Regions from separate parts of the Mus musculus genome. Here region 1 is linked to region 2. The links are chromatin loops, found by intact Hi-C in ENCODE. Cell type or tissue: heart. All regions are shown on one strand.

Region 1 (8,000 bases), 85 kb before region 2:
CCAAGACTGCTACCTGCTGAGAGGCTGAACCTGCCTTCCAGAGAAATTCCTAAAGCAGCCCCAGGCAAGCTGGCAATTGACACCTTACTGCCAAACTAGTGCAGTCAGCCTAATTTATTGCTTATAGGCTGGCGACAGGCATCAAGAGTGGATCAGCAGGAGATAGGCTTTCCTCCTTTATAAGCACAGACTCTTAGTAAACATTGCCTTGATCAGAAATCTGCCTTGGTTTCCTTTCTTCTCTGTAGTTTCCTCCCTTACAGCTCCAGCCTCCCACTCAGGAATCCAGTTCGTGTGGCTAGTACTTGGGAGGCTAAGGCAGTAAGATTTCAAGTTCAAGGCAAGCCTAAACCACAGCACCAGATTGTCTATACAAACAACAACAAAACCAATGTCAATCCTCTTCAAACAGTTCCAAAGTATAGAAAGGAAGTCAACTCCCCAGACACAACACAGAAAATTCTACAGGCAGGTATTCCTATGCACATATAGATGTAAAACTTCTCCACAAATTACCAAGTCAAATACAAGAGCATGATCTGGGAGACTTACTCTACAGATGCAAAAATAATTCAGTATGAAAATTAGTAAATAAAATACCTCAAATTAACAAAGTGAAGGCTCAAAGAATGTGCAATCATCTCCACAGATATAAAAAAAGCATTTGATAAAACCCCTTTGTGGTGGCTTAAATGAAAATGGCTGGGCTGGTGAGATGGCTCAGTGGGTAAGAGCACCCAACTGCTCTTCCGAAGGTCCGAAGTTCAAATCCCAGCAACCACATGGTGGCTCAAAACCACCCGTAATGAGATCTGACTCCCTCTTCCGGAGTGTCTGAAGACAGCTACAGTGTACTTATATATAATAAATAAATAGATAAATAAATAAATAAATAAAATGGCCTCCACAGACGCATACGTAGGTGTAGGTGTAGCCTACTTGAGTGGGCGTGGCCTTGTTGGAGGAAGTGTGTCACTGGGGGTGGGCTCTGAGGTGTCAGAAGTTCAAGATAGGTTCAATGGCTCACCCTCTCTTCCTGCTACTTACAGAACCAGAAGCATTGTCTGTGTACTGCCATGCCTCCTGCCATGACCACAAAGGACTAAATCTCTGTAAACCAGCACCAATTAAATACTTTCCTTAAGAGTTACCATGGCCATGGTTATCTCTTCACAGTAATAGACACCCTAAGATACCCTTCATTACTTAAAAAAAAAAAAAAAAACTACAAAAATGTAGGTATAGGAGAGATAAACTTCAAGCTAGGCAATGGTGACACACACTTTCAATCTTTAATCTTTAATCTTGAAAAAACAAAAACAGAAAACAGTAAGTACTAGAGATGATGACAATCCCCACCCACAATCTACATTAAGCTTTTTTGTGTTTTTGTGTATTGTTTGTTTTAGATTCCCTATAAAATTTAAAACGTATTCTAGTTCTGTGGAAAATGCCATTGGTTTTTTATAGAAATTGCATTGAACCTGTAGATTGCTTTGGCTAGAGTGGACAGACATTTTTGCAAATTTCTATCTCCAGAACTCACTGGCCAAAGCCTAGCCAAAAAAGTGAGCTTATGTTTCAGTGAGAATATCCTGTCTCAAGTCAAAAGGTAGAGCTTAAGAGAGGAAAATACCGCACACTTTCCACCATCGTCCATATGTACCCATAGAAGCTCAAGTACTTCCAAAACTTACCATACACATACATGTACCACAAACATATGTACACCACACATATTTGCCCAACACACATACACAGTATACACAAACCACGCAAACATACAATTTCCACACACACACACACACACACACACACACACACATATATATATATAACATACCATACATACTACATATAAAAAGCACACACATACATATGCATATACCACACATACACAAAACACACACAATACACCAGACATACACACATATGCAGAGCACATATACATACATATGTGCACACCACACATATATCAAGACACATACACAAACACACACACACATACATACACCACATGCCCAAAAGTACAAACAAAAAATCCATTTTTTTTATTTTAACATTAAAAACAAAGCTAGGTGTTGTACATATGCCTTTAGTCTCAGAATTTGGGAGGCAGAGGCAGGCAGATCTCTGTAAATTCAAGGCCAGCCTGGTCTATATTGCAAGTTTCAGAACAGCCAGAGCTACAGAGTAAAACCTTGTCTTAAAACACCAAAATAGAAGGGGGTGGGAAGAAGGAAGGGGAAAGGGAAAGGGAAGGAAAGAAAAAGATTATTTTGAGGGAACACAAAAGAAAGAGGACACCTTGTGGTAGTCAATTTTCTCTTCCCACCATGTAGGTTCTAAGGAGCAAGCTTGACACATCAAGCTTGGAGCAAGTGCTTTGACCCTCTGACCTGTCTCCCTGGCCCTAAGGTTTCATTCCTTCCTCAGCTATCACTTCCAGCACTGCATTTTAAATATTTTATCTCTTATAATTCTCCCAATAACCATTTCTGCTTACATGGAATATTACCCTTGTACATACAGCACCTCAGGGTATCTATAACTCATTATCACCTTCCTTTAAAATTATCTCATACATGTGCTAGAAAATCACTATTCTCTCCGGTTGGACACTGCCCAAGTCTCTACATCACACCTATCCACATGCCAAACCACTTCCATTCTATCTATGGTTTCTTTGGAGGCATACTGGCCATATACTATCCTAGTTATTGCTCGCTTATATTTCTATACTAGTTTCCAGGACTGAGCATAGAGTATTAAAACATGGTCCAAATATTTCATCTTTCTAAATAAGCTGAAACCTCCATACCTTCCTCTTACCTCTTAATTGTAAACAGACTCCTCTATTTACATCTACAGCCTTCTCTAGTAAGGCATACAAGTTACTTCTCATTCAACTTTAGCAGGTCTTCACTTACAGAAAAATTAGTTTTATGGTTCTCAAAATATGGATCATAGTTTCCTACCTTTGTGTTCTTCATCTAGAATAGTTTTTGCCAATAACCTATAGCCTGCCTTAATTTCTAGGAAAACTTTCCTGATTGACACTTAACAAACCTCCTCAGACACTTATTACAGACTTACAAACAGCAATGCATGCATGTTTCACTGCTCAAACTCACATTATCCCATATGTAAGCCTCTTCAAATAGATGGTAACCTGACACATCTTTAATCTTACATCTCTGAAGTAATGTTGAATCACCATTACTTCTTTTCTATTACCTTTGTTGTTGTTGTTGTTGCTGTTGCTGTTTACAGTGATAGGAATCAAACTCACATGCTAATCACGCACTGAACTTCTGTGCTCACCCCAAGCCTCACCCATGATCTCTTTAATGGTAATGTATAAGTTTCATTTTTCTACCATTCGAATGGTTTAATTACATTCTTTTTCTTCAGCATGTATAAAGAATTATATTCTTTCTGTGTTGGTAAGATATGTTTTCTTCATATCAAAGTTTTCAGAGCCTAAAGAAGGACATCCACAAAAATGAAGCATTTAACCCAGCCTTCCAAGACAAGGCATTCTCCTTCCAGCCACAAGGGGAGCCAAACCCTAAGGGGAACTGGGCACAGGATGGGTGTTCGCTGATCCTCCCAGCTAAACAGACAGAGGCAGCTCAGAGCTCAGCCCAGCAGGAACTCACATGGCCTATTTCCATCACCTAATGAAGGAGAAAGACAGAAAACTGGATCCCCAGAAGCTTTAACACCACCCAAATGACTTACTGTGTACTGAATAAGGGGAAATTAAACTTGCATTTCAATTTGATGTTTCTAGAGCAACAGCAAGTGCACATAAGAACGCTGCACATCCTCTGAAGGCACTTGACTGCAGTATTTCTAACACTTGTCTCTTACTGTTACTTACCTCACTGTTTTGCTTCTACTAAATAGCGCCACAGATTTGATCCAAAAACAGGGTACAGATGACCCAGAAGGTACAGGAAAATAGTATTTTAAAAACAAGAATAGAATACACAAGAGGGAATTCTTCTCTGCACACAATGCCCTTTAAGATGGCTCAGCAGGTAAAGAAAGGCACTTGCTATCAAAACCTGAGCCCAGAAATTCTGAAATGTACAAAACTCATAAGGCCCCTCCACAAGTCACAGAGAGCTCTGAGAATGCACATTTCATGAATCATCACCCAGGCAGAGGTGGTGCTGTAGCTGATGCAACTGCCCATGAGCCATCGCTGCTCCTCTAATTGGCCTTACATTTAAATTCTTGTTACAGCTATAAAAATAAATAAAAACAAGGAGGTTGGAAAACTGCCTCGTGGTTAAGGACACTTGTTGCTCTTGCAGAAGTGAACTTTAGTTCCCAGCACCCACAATAAAGCATCTCACAAGTGCCTATAACTCCAGCTTCAGAGGATCCCAGGCCCTCTTCTGGCCTCCACAGGCACTACACTGAAGTGTACACACACACACACACACACACACACACACACACACACACACAAATTTTTTTTAAAAGATGATAATTCAGTAAAGTAGCAGGATACAAAATTAACAAAGGTTAGTAGCCTTCCTATATACAAATGAGAGATTAAGGAAGAAGCCAGGGAAACAATACCTTTCACAGTAACTGTGATGGCTTCTCCTAGTTGTCAACTTGGCTACATCTGGAATGAACTACAATCCAGAAATGGGGGGGCATACCTATATAAGATTACTTTTGCTTGGGTGAATCCACTTCTAGCCTAGACCTTTGAAGTAGGAAGACATAAACTTTTGATCTGGATCTTGAGGCAGGATAACATTAACCTGGGCCACACCTTCTGCTGGAAGCCTATACAAGGACATAGAGAAGGAAGCTTTTGCTCTGTGCCTGCTTGCTCTGGCCTTGCTAGCAAGTCCTTCACTGACATTAGAGCCTACTTCTTCAGAATTCCAGCATGTATTGAAGACCAGCTGAGACATCCAGCCTTGCGGCCTGAACAACTCCTGGATTCTTGGACTTTCCATTCATAGCCCATTATTGTTGGATGAGTCAGACCACAGCTTATAAGTGATTCTAATATATTCACTTTATAAGTTCTTCTAGAGAACCCTGCTCACTACAATAGCCTTTAAAAAAATTTTTTTGGAATAACTAACAAAGTGAAAGATGTGTATAATAAAAACTTAAGAGATTGAAGGAAGAAGTCATCAAAAGATAGAAAGATGCCCCATGCTTATGATTGATAAGGCTAATATTGTAAAAATGGTCATTCTACCAAAAAGAATCTATAAATTGAATGCAGTCTGCCATCAAAATTCCAACACAATTCCTTACAAAACTTGAAAAAAATAATCTTAAACTTCATATGGAAACAAACAAACAAACAAACAGGATAGCTAAAAATAAAACCAAAAAAAAAAGTGTTGCTCACCGTTACTAATTTTAAACTACAAGGCTATAGTAATAAATAAGTAAATAAACAGTGTGGTATTGCCATAAAAACAGATACATTGCTCAACTGAATAGAATTAAAGACATGGACCTAAGTCCACATACCTACTGACACCTGATTTTTTTTTTTAAACAAAGAAACCGAAAATACATACTGAATGGTGCTAGTCACACTGCATAGATGCATGTGGATGGATTAAATAGATTTTATGTCACCTGCACAAAATTCAACTCCTATTTTTATGTCAACTTGATACAAGCTAAAGTCATCAGAGAGGAAGGTATCACAGTTAAGAATATGACTCCAACAGGTCTAGTTATAAGGCATTTTCTCAATTAGTGATCAGTGGGGGATGGACTAGCCTGCTGTGGATGGTGACACCTCTGGGCTGATGGTCCTAGATTCTATAAGAAAGCAGGCTGAGCAAGTCATGAGGAGCAAGCCTGTAAGCTGCACACCATGGTCTCCTGCATCAGCTCCTGCTTCCAGGTTCCTCCCATGTTTCAGTTTCTGTCCTGACTTCTTTGGTAATGCATTGTTTGTGAAAGTGTAAGCTGAATAAAGCCTTTGCCCCCTACTTGCTTTTTGTTCATGGTGTTTCACAGCAACAATAGAAACTCTAACTAAGGCAGAAGCCACACACAAAAGGACACATAGACTAAGCAACTCTACAGACGCAGTGTGGGTGTGGGACTGCAGGAAAGGGGTAAATGACTTTTTAATGGGTGTACCACCTTTCTGAAAAGTTGAAAGTGTTCAGAAATAAAACTTGGTAATGGTCAAACAACTCTGGAAACACACACATACACACATTAGAGCCTACTAAATTTTTCCCTACAATGATTAGAACTTTATTTAAAAGCTTCTAAAACTAACACAATTAGATTAATTGTGATGGCTGGTGGTGGCATGGCACTCAGAAGGCAGAGGTAGGCAGACCTCCGTGAGTTTGAGGACAGCTCACTCTATAGAATGAGTTCCAGATTAGTTGGGTCTATATAATAAAGCCCTATGTCATAAAAATAAATATAATTAAAATCAGTTAAAAGCCAGTGAGATAGGGTTTTTATAAATCAGTAAAAATGACAATAGTTATCACTGTAGGAAAAAGAAAGAAAGAACACAATTGATAGTAGTAGTCAAAAAGGACCTGATTTTAACTTACAGCAGCATGTGAGGAAGTAATCTCTGAAATATCATTAAACCAGTGTGAATTAATCAGAGAGCTTTTAATCTACTAACAACAATCTCTGCCTGCCATGGTAGCACATGTCGGTGTCTTAACTACCTAGGAGGTTGAAGCCTATGAGACAAGGATGGGGTGACCCACAAACCCTAGACCAAAAGCAGAACAAAATAAAAATATAAATAGAGCAGTGCCTCTCAACCTGTGAGTCACCACCCCTTTAGGAATTAAATGACCCTTTCACATGGGTCACATAGTAGATCCCCTGCATATCAGATATTTACAACTCATAGCAATACCAAAATATGTTTGTTTGGGTTTTTTTTTTGGGGTTTTTTTGTTTGTTTGTTTGTTTGTTTTGGTTTTTTTTTTTGTCTGTACTGGAACTCACTCTGCAGACCAGGCTGGCCTTGAACTCAGATCTGCCTGTCCCTGCCTCCCAAATGCTGGAATTAAAGGTGTGTGCTACCCAGCTCCAATGAAGTGATTCTATGGTTGCAGTCACCATACCATGAGTAACTGTATTCAGCATTAGGAAGGTTGAGCACCACTGACATAGAAAGCTCAGACTGAGGGAGTAGCTCTGTGGCAGAGAATTTGCTAAGCTTCCATAAAGCCCCAAATTCTATCTCCACTGCTACCAAGGACAGAAGGGTGGGGGAAGAGGGGTTGTGGGGGAAGGGGACACAGGACTTAAAAAAAAAAAAGTGAGATGGAGTAAGGATAAAAGCACATTTCTCTGAGACTATGCCGGGGCCTAGCAAACACAGAAGTGGATGCTCATAGTCAGCTATTGGATGGATCACAGGGCTCCCAATGGAGGAGCTAGAGAAAGTACCCAAGGAGCTAAAGAGATCTGCAACCCTGTAGGTGCAACATTATGAACTAACCAGTACCCCGGAGCTCTTGACTCTAGCTGCATATGTATCAAAAGATGGCCTAGTCGGCCATCACTGGAAAGAGAGGCCCATTGGATTTGCAAACTTTATATGCCCCAGTACAGGGGAACGCCAGGGCCAAAAAGAGGGAGTGGGTGGGTAGGGGAGTGGGGGTGAGGGTATCGGAGACTTTTGGGATAGCATTGGAAATGTAAACGAGGAAAATACCTAATAAAAAATTAAAAAAGAAAAAAAAAAAAAAAGCACGTTTCTCCTGAGCCTAGAGACCTGAGTTAAGGCTCCAAGACCCAGGTATAAATAGAAGAAAAGAAGCAGCTCAACATAAAGGCATCCAAAATGAATGTAAATAACTCTGGATATCCAGGGTTTTATCTTTTAAATACTGAAGCTTAAAGCCTGTCACATGGGTTGAATGTTAATATTGCCTGACACTCAGTATCTACAATGATGCATGAGACATGCCTCTGGGCACATCTGTGAAGGATTCCCTTCATTAGGT
Region 2 (8,000 bases):
TGATTACCACGGCTGAGTCTAAAGCTCTCATGTACTATTTTGGACAGAAGCTGGGCCTCTCAGAGGTGGTCTTTGAATATATTCCTTGTTCATCCCCACATTTACATTTGTGCTTTAAAAGAAATTCATTGTCAGGGAGGAAAGAGAGAAGGAAGTGAAGAGGAAGAGGAATTTTGTATATACATACATATACACACACATATATATGCATACAGACACATATATATGCATATATACACACACACACATATATATACACATGTATGTATACATTATACACATACATATATTTTTTTCACAAAGAAAAAAAATATCAAAAATATATAATCCTTTGCTTTCCTTTTGCATTTTTATTTATGTGTATGTATCTGTGAAAATATATTTTAGATACATGTGGATACCTTCTGAGGCCAGAGAAGGAGTATGGTAGTCAAGAACTATAGTTATGAGAAGTTATGAATCACTTAACATGGGTGCAGCAAAACAAACTCATGTTCTCAGCAAGAACTGTAAATGCTCTTAATGACTGAGCCATCTCTTCAACCCTTTGAATTAATACTTTGCTGATTATATACACCTAATTAGAAAGTGTGCCCTATTCTTTAGAAAGGAAAGTTTATATTCTTTGATGTTTACTTCCTTGTAAGTTTCGAAAATTTCATTCATTAAAAGCATTTGGGCCTATATGTTGTATATGTGCTTATAAAAGTAAAAAAGAGAGAGAGAGAGAGAGAGAGAGAGAGAGAGAGTTTGAAATCATGAAATTCATAGGTATTAAATGGATGAAACTAGAAAAAAAAATTGTCCTGAGTAAGGTAACCCAGACCCAGAAAGACAAATATGGTATGAATTTTCTTATATGTTGATGTTAACTGTTACATTTTCAATAAGCAAGCTACAATCCTTTGACCCAAAGAGGTTAGGTACAGAGTAAGGGACTAGGGGGGAGGGAGGGCTCTCTCTAGGAAGGGGAAATAGAATAGATAGTTATGGATGGGTGGGGGAGACTGCAATAGGAGGATCAAACAGGGAGGGGGAAGAGAAAGGCGCCAAGGGAGGGACTAGGAGGAGAAACAGCTAAAATTAAGGGTCATTTGAGGTGTCATATGGAAACCTAAATCAGTACTAAAAGCATCCTAAAATACATACATATAGGAAAGTAATTTAAAACAAATCTCAAAGTAACAGAGGAGGCAGCATTCTAGCTTGCCATCTCTCGTCACCAAATGAAGCTTCCAGTACCAGAATGGGTTACATCTACTTGACTTGTTGACCAAAAGGGTTCCATGTGAGACCCCAAACAGCCCAGGCTACTGGTTTCTTGACACAACTAATGGTAAAACCTTCTTGCAAAAGACAACACATACATACTCATTGAACACAGAGAAGTCAAGCTGGTGCCCACCTGGAACCTTCACCCCCACCGACCTAGTGTTCAGCGTACTGGAAGGAGCTCTGCCTGCTGCCAAAGAGAAAGATAAACACCAATCCAGCTACAATCCCTTTGATCTACAATGATGACTGGCTTGCAAGATTTGAATTTAAGGCCCATGCCATGAAATGGAACCCATTCCTGACACTGGACAAAAACCTGAGACTAAGCAGGTCTGGGTGCCTGAGAAAGCCAAAAAACTCCTGTTCTGCTCAAGGAACAAAACAATGAAATGAGTAACAACATTCTGTTATACACACTGATCAGTGCCTTGCCCAGCCATCATCAGAGATGCTTTCTCCTGCAGCAGATGGGAACAAATACACAGAGCCACAGCCAGACAATGCAGAGAGTGAGAGATCCTGGAATACTTCATCCTAAACAGGATGTCCCCATCAAATCACTCCCCTCAGGTTCAGTGAACTTTTCAGAAGAGGAAATGGAAAGATTTTAAGTGCCAAAGGGTCTGAAGGAAACCAGAGACACAAGGCTTTCTAAACATAGCAGGGCCAATGCACAAACGACTCACAGAAGGTCGTTTGGCCATGGCCAGCATCAGATGGGTTCCAGTGCTGAGAGAAGTGGACACAAACTCCCTTCCCTAACCCAAACCCTATCTCCAATTGATAAATGAAAACCTAGGTTTTTCATCAGTCGCATTGGGGATACGAACCACTCTAAGGGCTGAATGAATTGTTAGGGAGTAGGGCAAAACTCTACAGAATTCTGCATCCTTAGGACCTTGCGGTACACTCCAGCTCGGCCATCACCTCATCATCCCACTGAGGAGCCGCTCATCTTGGATTATCAATACTCCTGAATTCTCCAGCCTGAGCTTCCTTGGCATATTTTGCCACACTTGACTCAATGGATGACTCTTTGCCTTTGTCGGGTCCGACTGCTCCTCCCCAGGGGTCTTTACGGTCCTCCCCTCCCTTACCCCAACTCCTCTCTTCAGCCTCTATCTAATATGGAGAATTCTGGGCTTAGTCCTTGGACCTCTTCTTTCCTACATCTAAATTTTCTAGGAGACTGGAACAAACTTCCTAGCTTCGATACAATATATACACTGGCAGTTCCCAAACTGTTCCAGTCTGGTTTTTTAACCTTAAACCTCAAGACTTTTGTACTTGATTTTGTCTCACTTGATGTCAAACAGGCATCTTAAACCTGGCTCACGTAACCCCAAACTTCTGATCTCTATGAAACCTCATTAATTTCCCACCAAGATACAAACTAAACAAAATCTTCACATTCCATGGGGAAATCCATTCTTCTATCTGCCAGTCCCCATCTCCACCCCCAGAAGTGTTTTTCTTCCAGCTTCTTTCAGCCTCGAGTTTTATATCCCGTCTCACTGGCTTTATCTTAACAATGTTGTATTTCTCACCATGTGCTATGACACTGGGGTTCAAGCACACACCATCTCTCACCAAAATGACAGCAGTTATCTTTCCGCCTACTCTCTCTAACCCCACCCTTGCCTCAGCCCCATAATTACAGTCCGTTCTTAACACAGTAGCGGGACGACTATCAGAAAACTTTACTAATAATATTAGGATTGTTCTGAAGTGGGGTCTCACAACATTCATTGCCCAAGATGGCTTCAAGCTTACAATCCTCCCACCAGAGCTCCCAGAGTGTCTGGGAATTAGACACGGCCAGCCTGCAAATTAAAGTTCTCCTTTAAAGCTGAAAATCCCTTGATTCCAAGATTTGCATTTTTTAAAAGGAATGAATTGAAGACATTTTTTTGCCACATATATTTTTAATTTTTTTTCTAGTATACAAATTTTAAAATTTAAGACAAGGGCTCATGTGATCCAGACTGGCCTAGAACTCAGGTCCATTTTGGAAGAAACCCTTGAACTCTCCTGCCTCCACCATCCAAGTGCTATGATTACAGGCCCAACACAGCATTCCCAGTTTTCCTTTAAACTAAAATAGCCACTTATCCATTGAAATCCTCCAGTAGAACGCAGACTTAAAAGTCCTTTGAATAGCTTTTCAGCCATTTACACCCATCTGTCTTCCCGGTCTGGTTTTACATTCGCTCCAGTTGGCTAGGACACAGTCCTCTTATTCTTGAAAGGCCTGAGCTCTCAACTTCTTCATATCAGTGTTTTGTTTCTCAGGAGTTCAGGTATGTGGTTTCTATATTAGTCTAATCAACCACTAACTCAGAACAGGACACTTCTAAGGGGCATCTCCATCACCATTCATCTACCCGGGGCTGTTCACTACCTTTCCACTTTTCCATAAATCCACCACACTTTGTACATACATATTCTTTTAAAGACAGGGTTTGATGTAGTCCAGGGTGAGCTTTGAGCTCCCACCCCATCCTCCTCACCCCGGGCTGGGATTACAGATGTATGCAACGCCCAGCTTTATACAATACACTTTAAGGAAGTTCCTTAACAGTAACTCCGGAGTTTTGAGAGGTTCCCCTCTGAAAAGGACAGGTGGACAAAGTTTGGGTTGGGGAGCTCAGCTCGCCCATTCCAACAACGGTGCCGGGGCATATGCAGGGGGATGCTAGGAAAAGATGGAAGGAGTTTCTCCCCTGATGTAGAAGCAAATGGGATTGGGGCTCGAAGAAGTCAATGTCTCCAAAGTCACCCAAGGTAATGAATTGATCGCCACCTCCCAAAACCCGTCCGGGACAGGGAGAATGAGGGACCCGCCCAGGACCACAGCTCAGCGACCACAGCACTCATGCGCACGGGGAACGCACGCCGGGGCGGAGCCACGTGGCTCTTCCGCAAGCGCTCCCGGCCGACCGCCCGCCCAGGTCCTCGCGGCGCAGGCGCACCCCCGAAACCCGAGTTGGGAGTTACCGGGTAGAGGTACAGCACCGCTCCCACCAGCGCCAGCAGGAACGTCACGGCGAAGATGGCGAAGTCCAGCATGCTTCCTCTCGCCCGCCCGCGCGGTCCTCGGCCGTGAGCTCCGTGGTGGCGCCCGCAGCTGGGGAGGGAGGTGGCCTCAGGCGGTCGGCGAATAGGAGCCGCGGTCGCCCCGCCACGCCCGTGCTGGGCGTCACCCTTGGTCTGCTGGCGACTCACAGGCCACAAGGAAACCTCCAGGCCCGGGTCCCACCCTGGCCTGGCTAGAATCAAGCTGCGTGCGACACCAGTCCGCTTGCACAAAGTAGACTTAAGTACATTTAAGTAGGACTCACAACCGAAGCCAGTCTCACCTGGACACCTGCATGCATGGCTGAAGAGCTAGGCACCGTTAGATGCTCCTTATTGCTCAAAAGCGCTCCAGTGAACGTGGCTGGTTTCTGTGTTTTGACAGGATCTGACTATGTATCCCTGTCTAGATTGGAACTATGTAGACCAGGCTGGCCTCTGACTAATAGATGCCTTCCTGGTGCTGGAATTAAAGGCGTTAGCCACGGTAGCAGACATTGGGTAGGATTTCTGGCCACGGTGGCAGACAGTGGGTAGGATTTCTGTTACTGATAATTTGCAATAAATTCCTTGAATTTAGCAAGCTCCATTTTCTTCTATGGAAAACTGAAAACCAGAGGCTGGGGAGGTAGATTGCTTTTCTAGTACAAAGTTCTGGCTTCAGTCCCCAGCACCACATAAACCTGGCTGGTTGGCACACATTTGTAATCCCAGCGTCAGAAGGTGGAGGCAAGAAAATCAAGTGTTTAGTCATTTCCAACTACATAACCAATTCCTAGGTTACCTGAGCTCCTGCCTCATTAAATCAAAATCAATTCATTCAAAATAATACCATATAGAGTAGCCAGTGGAGGGTACTATTGGGCGTTCTAGGAAGCACTGAGCACTGGCAAAGCAATGTTGTGTGCTTATGTTTTTCAAACATTGCTTGGTCAGAGCATTACTGTAATTTGAGATCCTTCTGTTCTATCCAACTCAGAAATTTTAACATGGGTTAGTATAAGGTAAAGCCTGATACTTATTGGCACTACATTTAGTGAAAGCATCCTAAAACAATTTATAGATTTTATAGCTTGAATATCAAATTTTCTTGATACCGTTTGGCATGTCATTTGGAATTGCAGTTAGAGCTCCTGTAATGACTACTGCTTAAGAAGGAATCATACCTCACTGAAAACATGCCATATCTTTTTGAAGCTGTAACAATACTTCCACTCAAGATTTCGTCGATTGGAAATCACATTTTTTCCTGTCTTGGGACAAAGCTGTCTACATTGCTCAAGTTGGCCTCAAACGTTTGATTTTGTCTTAGTTTACAAGTCGCTAAAATTTTAGGCATGGGCCACCTCACACAGCAAGAGCTGTGCTTTTAACTCTGAATGTATTTCAAACTGCCCTGAGTGTTTCAAGGGTTTGTTTTTTAAATCGGTTTTAAAGACATTTCTCATCAAAATGATGGCCCACATCAACAGCAGATAAAAATTTGAAATATACAGTGTAGCTACATAACATTAATGATTTACTTATTCTATGTATATGAGTGCTTTATTTGCATGTACACCTGCATGTCAGAAGAAGCCGTCAGATTTCATTACAGATGGTTGTGAGCCACCATGTGGTTGCTGGGAATTGAACTCTGGACTGCAGGAAGAGCAGCTAGTTTAGTGCTCTTAACCACTGAGCCATCTCTCCAGCACCATAGCTATATAACTTTAGGTACCACTTTCTCAAGGTATCTGGTCCTCAACCTTCCCAGTCCCAAATCAAAATCATGCCTGGTACCTGCCTGGTACTGCTCCAGCACTGAGTCCCCCCCCCCACCCCCACCCCCCAACCTGGGTTTTTTAGTCCTAAGTTAGCTCTCAGCCTGGCACCCTCTGGACTTTTCAGTACCCACAGAGGCAGGCCCCAGTGTTTCAGAAATGGAGTCTAAAACTAGACATGAGGATAAGTGTAGATCAGCAGCGGAGCCTTGCTTAGCCTTGGTTCTGGGACTTCTTCTTTCCTAGCTCCACAGAACACCAGAGACAAATAGACAGCAACCAATCTACCTCTTCTTTCTTTAAACTTTAAAAGTAATTTAATAACTATATATAGTGTACATTCACATGTTTTTATATTTAATACCCAAAATTTTTGTCTTGACTTCAACAGGTTAAACTTTTGACACTGTAAATATTCACATATTACAAAGTGTTGCTTCGGGGCTGGTGAGATGGCTCAGAGGTTAAGAGCACAGACTGCTCTTCTTAGGTCTTGAGCTCAAATCCCAGCAACCACATGGTGGCTCACAACCATCCCTAACAAGATCTGACGCCCTCTTCTGGAGTGACTTAAGACAGCTACAACGTACTCACATATAATAAAATAAAATAAATCTTTAAAAAAAAAAAAGGAAAAGAAAGTGTTGCTTCTTTTACAAAAATATAATTTAAATGTAATTCATATTGTAAGCATGTCAGAATCAGAAACACATATGGACAAGTCTATATCTTTATTTACACAGTGCCAGAATTTGTTGAATAACAATAAACTCACAAGCTTTGTTGGATTCCTTGGTTACAATTTACCAACTAGGACTTCTCTTGATAGCTGGCCATTGGCAATCATAGGTCCTTTTACTCCAGTTGTGTGTGTCTGTGTGTGTTTGTGTGTGATGTGTGAGAGTGTACATGTGCACACAAGAATGGTGAACATGCAGAGATCAAAGGACGGTTTTTAAGAATCAGTTCTCTCCTTCCACCATGAGTTCTGGGGGCTGAACTCAAGACATCAGACTTGTATCACAAGTACTCTTACCCTGCTAAGCTCTCTCTCCGGCACCCCAACAACCGTTTTTTGAAAACCGGGTTTCACTTTGGCATCCTGGCTGACCTAGAACTCTCAGAGATCCACCTGCCTGTCTCTGCATTCCAAGAGGATAGTTTAAAGGTGTGTGCCATTGAGATTGATTTTAATGGCCCTTTTATTCCAATCTTTGTTGCTACTATTAAGTCATCCATTATTTCATACAATAAATGTGTATGTATAGGTTACAGAATGACTACAAAGAAAACAAAAGTCTTTCTGGAAGCAGCAGCAGAGAGAACTGATATAGATGTGAAGACAGGGATTCAATGAGATATTAGCACATCCAGTTGGGGCTGATGGAGGCTCAGAGCCAAGAAATAGGTTTGATGAGCTGTACGGGGGCAGTATGTTTGAGACAAGGCACCAGAGCAGCTCAGATGGAGGGATGGCAGTTTGACTGGGCTCAGCAAGCAGTGGGGACAGTCAGGAGTTCCTTGCCTTTTGGTCCTTTGATACAAGCATCTAATATGGTTGGATAATAAGTAAGAGGGGCTGTCCTGACCGTACTGGCTTTTGCCTTTTTGAGACAGGTCTCATATCCCAGGCTGGCCTGGAATTCACTTTGTAGACAAGGCTGACCTCAAACTCAGGAGGATCCTCTACCTCCCAAGTATTGGGATTAAAGGCCTGCACCACCACGTCCACTGTCGATGTCCTTTTTATGGAGCCCAGATAGACTGTTGTGCTCCCTGTTGAGAAGCTATAAGGCCTAGTTTTCTGATGTGGCTTTAATACACACAAGTACCTTAGGAACCTTACCTACTTGGGTAAGTTTATATGTGGGAACTTATTACTTGTAG

Evidence for each region. Peaks named below come from ENCODE experiments on the same cell type or tissue, not always from the same donor. Only the 100,000 strongest peaks of a DNase experiment are listed, where the experiment ranks them.
Region 1: it touches region 2 in a loop (2.1-fold over the local background); 1 of 42 quality-filtered maps calls a loop at or near these places.

The regions. Positions count from the first base shown.
Region 1 is chr1:60,424,703-60,432,702 of GRCm38, reverse strand. The region is part of intron 1 of Abi2 (abl-interactor 2); the gene reads right to left. Among named protein-coding and RNA genes, the nearest start is that of Abi2, 19 kb to the right of the region's middle. In heart, a CTCF peak has its summit at 3,551; no DNase peak of the experiment used is centred here.
Region 2 is chr1:60,339,730-60,347,729 of GRCm38, reverse strand. It overlaps Cyp20a1 (cytochrome P450, family 20, subfamily a, polypeptide 1), which reads right to left and starts at 4,430. Exons shown (of 13, transcript NM_030013.3): 1 at 4,273-4,430. The coding sequence starts at 4,344. In heart, a CTCF peak has its summit at 4,359; a DNase peak (open chromatin) is centred at 4,219; H3K4me3 peaks cover 2,220 bases; H3K27ac peaks cover 3,279 bases.